2 separate regions of the Homo sapiens genome follow, and region 1 is linked to region 2. The links are chromatin contacts, found by Hi-C or POLR2A ChIA-PET in ENCODE. All regions are on one chromosome and are shown on one strand. The core of a region is the stretch at or near the end of the contact, and the rest is flanking DNA. Distances in the headings are between cores, read along the strand shown.

Evidence for each region. Hi-C counts contacts between places; a loop is a spot of excess contacts on that map. ChIA-PET counts read pairs that join two places held with the same protein, here RNA polymerase II (POLR2A). Pooled maps may share reads with other maps.
Region 1: a loop to region 2 is called in a map with no recorded cell type, with 4 times the contacts of the local background. The contact joins two enhancer-like sites. A Hi-C loop is called at or near these places in 1 of 37 single-sample maps with no recorded cell type and 4 of 50 pooled maps. POLR2A ChIA-PET finds 5 or more read pairs at or near these places in 1 of 52 experiments (activated CD4-positive, alpha-beta T cell).

Annotation. Positions count from the first base shown.
Region 1 is chr2:231,544,126-231,547,298 of GRCh38, forward strand. The region is part of intron 3 of LOC105376787 (a long non-coding RNA gene); the gene reads left to right. Among named protein-coding and RNA genes, the nearest start is that of NMUR1, 15 kb to the left of the region's middle. RefSeq lists silencers at 1,446-1,675, 1,473-1,767 and an enhancer at 1,776-1,975. Within about 2 kb of position 1,491, at least 20 of the 41 ENCODE cell types and tissues checked have a DNase peak (open chromatin) inside an H3K27ac peak, as active enhancers do.
Region 2 is chr2:231,319,626-231,322,828 of GRCh38, forward strand. All of the region lies in intron 19 of ARMC9 (armadillo repeat containing 9), which reads left to right. Among named protein-coding and RNA genes, the nearest start is that of MIR4777, 41 kb to the right of the region's middle. Within about 2 kb of position 1,611, at least 13 of the 41 ENCODE cell types and tissues checked have a DNase peak (open chromatin) inside an H3K27ac peak, as active enhancers do.

The DNA.
Region 1 (3,173 bases), core at 241-2,740, 220 kb after region 2:
TTTCGATGGGTATGTGAATTATGTATCAATAAAACTGTTTTTAAAAATACACCAGGCACAGTGGCTCATGCCTATGATCCCAGCACTTTGGGAAGCCAAGGCGGGTGGATCACTTGAGGCCAGGAGTTTGAGACCAACCTGGCCAACATGGTGAAACCCTGTCTCTACCAAAAATACAAAAATTAGCAGGGTGTGGTGGCACATGCCTATAATCCCAGCTACTCTGGCAGCTGAGGCAAGAGGTTACAGTGAGCTGAGATCACGCCACTGCACTCCAGCCTGGGCAAGAGAGCCAGACCCTGTCTCAAAAAATAAATAATAAATAAAAATAAAAATAGGTAACAAATGCACCACAGCTTCCTTGTCCCTGGGCGGGACAATTCTAAGCCATGTTCCACAGGGTATCTCAGGGGGTCCCCACCGTGTTGCCTGCCCATAGTCCTGACTGGCCTGGGAATGAATACACACTTCATTTTCTGTTGTTTTTTTTTTGACACGGAGTCTCGCTCCGTCACCCAGGCTGGAGTGCAGTGGCGCGATCTCGGCTCACTGCAAGCTCCGCCTCCCAGGTTCACGCCATTCTCCTGTCTCAGCCTCCCAAGCAGCTGGGACCACAGGTGCACACCACCATGCCTGGCGATTTTTTTTTTTTTTTTGAGATGGAGTCTTGCTCTGTCGCCCAGGCTGGAGTGCAGTGGCGTGATCTTGGCTCACTGCAAGCTCCGTCTCCCAGGTTCACGCCATTCTCCTGCCTCAGCCTCCCAAGTAGCTGGGACTACAAGTACCCACCACCACGCCTGTCTAATTTTTTCTATTTTTAGTAGAGACAGGGTTTCACCATGTTAGCCAGGATGGTCTCGATCTCCTGACCTCGTGATCCGCCCGTCGAGGCCTCCCAAAGTGCTGGGATTACAGGCGTAAGCCACCGCTCCCGGCCACTGCAATTTTTTTTTTTTTTTTTTTTTTGTATTTTTAGTAGAGATGAGGTTTCACTGTGTTAGCCAGGGTGGTCTGGATCTCCTGACCTCGTGATCCGCCCACCTCGGCCTCCCAAAGTGCGGGGATTACAGGCGTGAGCCACCGGGCCCAGCCAGAATGCACACTTCATTTTCTTTCTTCTCTTCGTTATCTCTCTTCCTCCACCCCCTCACCATGCTTTCTGGGCTTACGTATCAAATAAACGATTTCATCAAGTTCATGCTTCCAGGTCTTCCTTTTGAAGAAACCCAAGCCACAGCAATCCCCCTTGTTGGGCTGGAAATCAAGAAACCCCTTGGGGTAGAGCTGACCCTGAGCCCTGTCTGTAGGGAAACTGGCCAGGAGTGCTGTCCCCCTGGCTGACTGCCCAAGGCGTGGAGCAAAGTCAAGAACAGCCACAGAGCTGTCCTCAGCCATCAGGCATCCACCTGATGTGATTTGCACACAGGCTGACACACATTTTCAGGCCTGGGAACAGTAGCAGGGACCGTTAAACAGTCAGGCCCTGTCACTGCCCCTTACCCCAGAGGCAAGCTGTGTGGGACGTGTTCACTTCCCCTGAAGCTTATTTTGCCTCTTCCTGTGGCTGGGCTGTATCTGACCACACAAACCACCAAGACTGAGACAAATGAGTTTACGGAAGGGTGTGGGGCAGAGTTCAGCAGAGTCTGTGGGAAGGGTCAGACTCCTTGACTGTGATCTTCAACTCTCCGATTAAGAGAAGGCAAAGATTGCACAGCCAAGACTTGAAATTAGGGAACCAGGAACACCCTTCTGGCCCCTCACAGAAGAGGTGTATTCATTTGCCAGGGCTGCCACAACAAAATATCACAGGCTGGGTGGATAAACAACAGACATTTATCTTCTCCTAGTTCTAGAGACTGAAGTCCAAGATCAAGATATCGGTAGATTTGGTTTCTCCGGAGGCCTCTCTCCTTGGCTTGCAGGCGACCATCTTCTCTCTCCCGGGTCTTCTTAGGGTCTTTCTGTGCACACACATATCTGTGTCCTAATCTCTTCTCATAAGGACGTGAGCCATATTGCACTAAGGCCCACCCCTGTAAACTTATTTTACCGTAATTACCTCTTTTCAGGCCCTATCTCCCAATACAGTCATATTCCAAGGTACTGAAGGTTAACACTTCAACACAGGAATTTGGGGGTGATGTAGCTCAGCCCATAACAAGGGGAAAGGAGGCACAGGGACCAGTGCAATGAGGCGTCCTCTGCCCAGCGAGGCCCCTGTCATTTTGGCTGTGAACTCACTGACCGCCACCCTAAGCACAGGCCAAGAGTCAAAAGGCAGAGAGGAGAGCTATGGGCTCAACACGGCCTCCGCCACTGGCCTCCAGGCAGAGATTGGGAAATGAATGCCCGGAATTTTATTCTTTCACAAATTCAGCCCTGTTCAGCCTCCGTCAAACGCCCTCATCTTCAACCCAAAGACAGTTGGTCAATGTTAATGTTCCCAACACTCACATACAGGGTTGCTCAGAGCAACAACACCAGAGAGCCTCAGGCTGGCTCAAAGATTGCAGGAGTTGATCATATAATAAGGATTTTGATTTTATGTTTTATATATTTTACTGAGATGTTAGTTTTACATGCCAACTTGGCTAGGCCAAGCTAATAACTAGTACCCAGTTTTTGTTTGTTTGTTTTTGTTGTTGTTGTTTTGAAACAGAGTCTCACTTTGTTGCCCAGGCTAGAGTGCAATGGCACAATCTTGGCTCACTGCAACCTCCACCTCCCAGCTTCAAGCAATTCTCCTGCCTCAGCCTCCCAAGTAGCTGGGGCTACAGGTGCGCACCACTACATCCAGTTAATTTTTATTTTTTTAATTTTTTATTCGTTTATTTATTTATTTTTTATTTTTTTGAGATAAAGTCTCACTCTGTCGCCCAGGCTGGAGTGCAGTGGCGCGATCTCGGCTCACTGCAAGCTCTGCCTCCCGGGTTCACGCCATTCTCCTGCCTCAGCTTCCCGAGTAGCTGGGACTACAGGTGCCCGCCACCACGTCCAGCTAATTTTTTTTTTGTATTTTTAGTAGAGATGGGGTTTCACCGTGTTAGTCAGGATGGTCTCAATCTCCTGACCTCGTGATCCACCCGCCTCAGCCGCCCAAAGTGATGGGATTACAGGCGTGAGCCATCGCACCCAGCTGATTTTTATTTTTTTAGTAGAGATGAGGTTTC
Region 2 (3,203 bases), core at 361-2,860:
TGTGGCTCATCGTTCTGGAAGTCACTTTCATCTTCCCCTTCATTTCCTTTCTGCTCCACATCCTGGCTTAAGCCTCACACCCCTCTCTGTACTAACTTCCCAGCCTTCGGTCTCTGGCCCTCCCAGCTTGTCCTGCATGTGGCCACCAGACCATCTTCTTAAAGCAGAGCTTGGACCACACGGGGACATGATCACTTAATTTTTAAATTAGGGAACATTTTAAACTTTTCAGAAAGAACAGAAAATAATATAACAGACAGCTGTGGCTGTATCCCTTCCTCTCCCTCCCCTCCTTCTCTCCCCAGAATTAACCACTATCTTGAAGTTGGTGTATTAATTCCACAGATGATTCTGTACTTTCATAATATACACTGTTATGGTTTTTAATTTTACATAAGTGGCTAGTATTATATGAATTGTTTACTGGCTTGCTTTTTTCATTCAACATTATGTGTTAGAGGTTTACTCATCCCAATACCCAGTTCACCCACTTAGCTGCTGTATGTAGTATTTCATTGTCAGAATAAGCCCCTGTGTGTTTCTCCTTCCTTTCCTGTGTTTTCCACAGTGCAGCAAAGAGCTTCTTCATCCTCGTGTCCTTATATGCCCTTGAGTGCTTCTCTGCAGCTCACACCTAGATGTTGAATTGCTGATGCAGGGGGATGAGGGTCTCATCTTTACTAAATCCTGCCAAATTGCTCCCCAAAGGGCTGACCCATTTGCACATTCACATGATGCCTTTTAAAACACTTTCTTGCTCCCCATCACTTGGCACAATCTCAAGTTGCTAACGGTAGTATTCAAAGCCTCACTCATTAAGACCCTGTCTACCTTTATATTTTTATTTATATTTGTTTTTTCATCTGTAAAAATAGGGATAAATCATCATGACAGAGATGTGAACAGCAAGTTCATCTGTGGCCCCTCATGGACAAAAAAAAAAAAAAAAGATAGTGTCCTTTCCTTCCTTTTCTTCCGTATAGTGTCCACTCGCTGGTCTTTCTTCTGGAGCTATATAGAATAAGCCTAATCCAGAAAAGGCAGTGGCAGGGGGTGGCATTAAAGCCAAGGCTGGGACCTGTCTTAATCCCTGGTAGGCATCTTATTGGCAGGTGAGCTGATGGTCACAGCTCACTGAGGTATTGGATCACATCCTTGTCTTGTATCATGTGTGCATTTGATCAGCATGCTCTTCCTGTCCTTATTCCAAGTCCAAGGCAACAGGGAACAGGTGGGGCCAAGCATGGAAGCCTCTCTATACCTGCCAGAGACCCACAAAAATGATAGATGCATGGTTAATACTTGCTGAATGTCGAGTCAGTGACTGGCAGAATCTGAACACCAAGAAAGGGTTCAGAAGCTAACTCCCTGTGTTTGAGTCCTGCCTGACAACTTACCAGCTGTGTGTGGCTTTGGGCAAGCTGGTGAACCTCACCAAGCCTCAGTGTTCTCATCTGTAAAGCGAGAATATTAATACCCTTTTCATCAGGTGCTTGTGAGGATCAAATGAAACAATCCATGTCAAGTGCCAGGCAGACTCAATGCCTGTCAGCTGTTTTTAACGCCGCCCTTGCGATCTAGAGACAGACTGGCCTGACTGGTCTAGAGGCAAGCCGAAGTCTGCTGGAGTGGAGGTTCCTCATGTGCTGCCTGGCCAGAATTAGAGAGAGCCAAGGCCAGGGCTGGCCCGGATGGAGCGGGGATGGAAAGCAGCTGGCAGAGAAGTAGAGCACCCTCAGTGGGGAAAGGAGGGGTGGGAGGAGGCTGGTCCCAGGCCACACTTTGGGTAGCAGCAGCCTGGGAGTTTTTCCTGAGGTTTTTTCTGTGAAACTTTAAGATTCATCTAAACAGTATTTCAGAACATAGACATTATATTGAATAATAGTTTTTTTTGTCTTTATGACATTCCTGCTGGCATGTAAGAAAATCCCTTCATTGGGTCAGGAGTGTGTCCAGTCCTGGAGTGGTGGTTTCTTCTTAACTAGCCCATCTTCACTTGCTCCAGGTTGGGGCGGGGACATACCCTGCCTTGGTCCCTAGGTCTTTTGTTCCCCTTTGCCCGTTGTGTCCTGAGCACACTCTTAGGATCCTGTTTGGAAGGGGCCCTGATTTCGGTTACCCTCTTCCTCTTCTCCATGTGAAGCGCGGTGTCTGTGGTACTGCTGGGGCACTGGGTCCCTCTCCCTCTAACCTCATGGAAGCTTTCTGCTCTTTCACTTCCTGTCCCACTGAGCCTCCAGGTCTTCTCTTATTGGGTGTATTAAATATTGCGATAAGCCCTGCTTTTCCTAGGGCGACTTTGCCATCATCTCCACATTTCTTGCTGTTTTTGCTTAGAGTACAGAAAAAGTTTAAGCAAGTAAACTGAGCGGCGAAAGCAAGAGACTGGGAGAATTAGGGAAGTAAAGGTTGTTTGGGTTCTCCGGTTTCTGTCATATCCTTATTTAATGAACTGGTCTGGTTGTGAAACCAACTGTCATACCCTGGGCTGCATTTTTGTGAATGGGGAAATGAATGTAGAGGGAGACTTCTCCGCGTCGCGGGGAGCCCTCAAGGATCCCGGACGTGCTTCCATCTGCAGTCGTGGGCACGTGCTCAGGAGGAAAGCTGCACACGTGGCCAGGGCCCATTCCACTGGGGAAGTCAGCGCCTCACGCTGCCTGGCCTGGTCACCTCAGTCCACCCTCGCTCTCCCATGTGGAGTGTTTTTCCCTTATTTTCACAAAGAGTGAGATTTACAATTCAGCGTTCTGAGAAGGTGTCTCAAATTTAAACTACTTATAGAAGTCTTATAATTATTTCAAGTGGAAAGCACACCGGATACTTTCACTTGTCATGTGTAAAACCGCCTGAACACATTCTGCTCTGCATTCTATCTGTAAGAATCTGAGTTTTCAAATGCATTTAGTGGTCACCCTTAGTTTTGTTTTCAGGCCAGTTGCTTAGAATCTGGTTTGTCTGGAGTATTATGTATCGAAAGCCTCCAGTTAAGCATCTTGTAATGTCATAAGGTCACCAAGCTGCCATGGGGAAGCTTCGCATTAGGACATCTAAATTCATCTCAGCTCGAGCGCCTTTTTTATGAGGCATTCTTAATTTCTTGAAGTAATCAGTTATCACTGAGCTCTAACATTAGTAATCTGATGCATTCTGCTCTGGTACATAAAGACCAGTAATTTTAGTCAAATTCCTCCAACAATGGT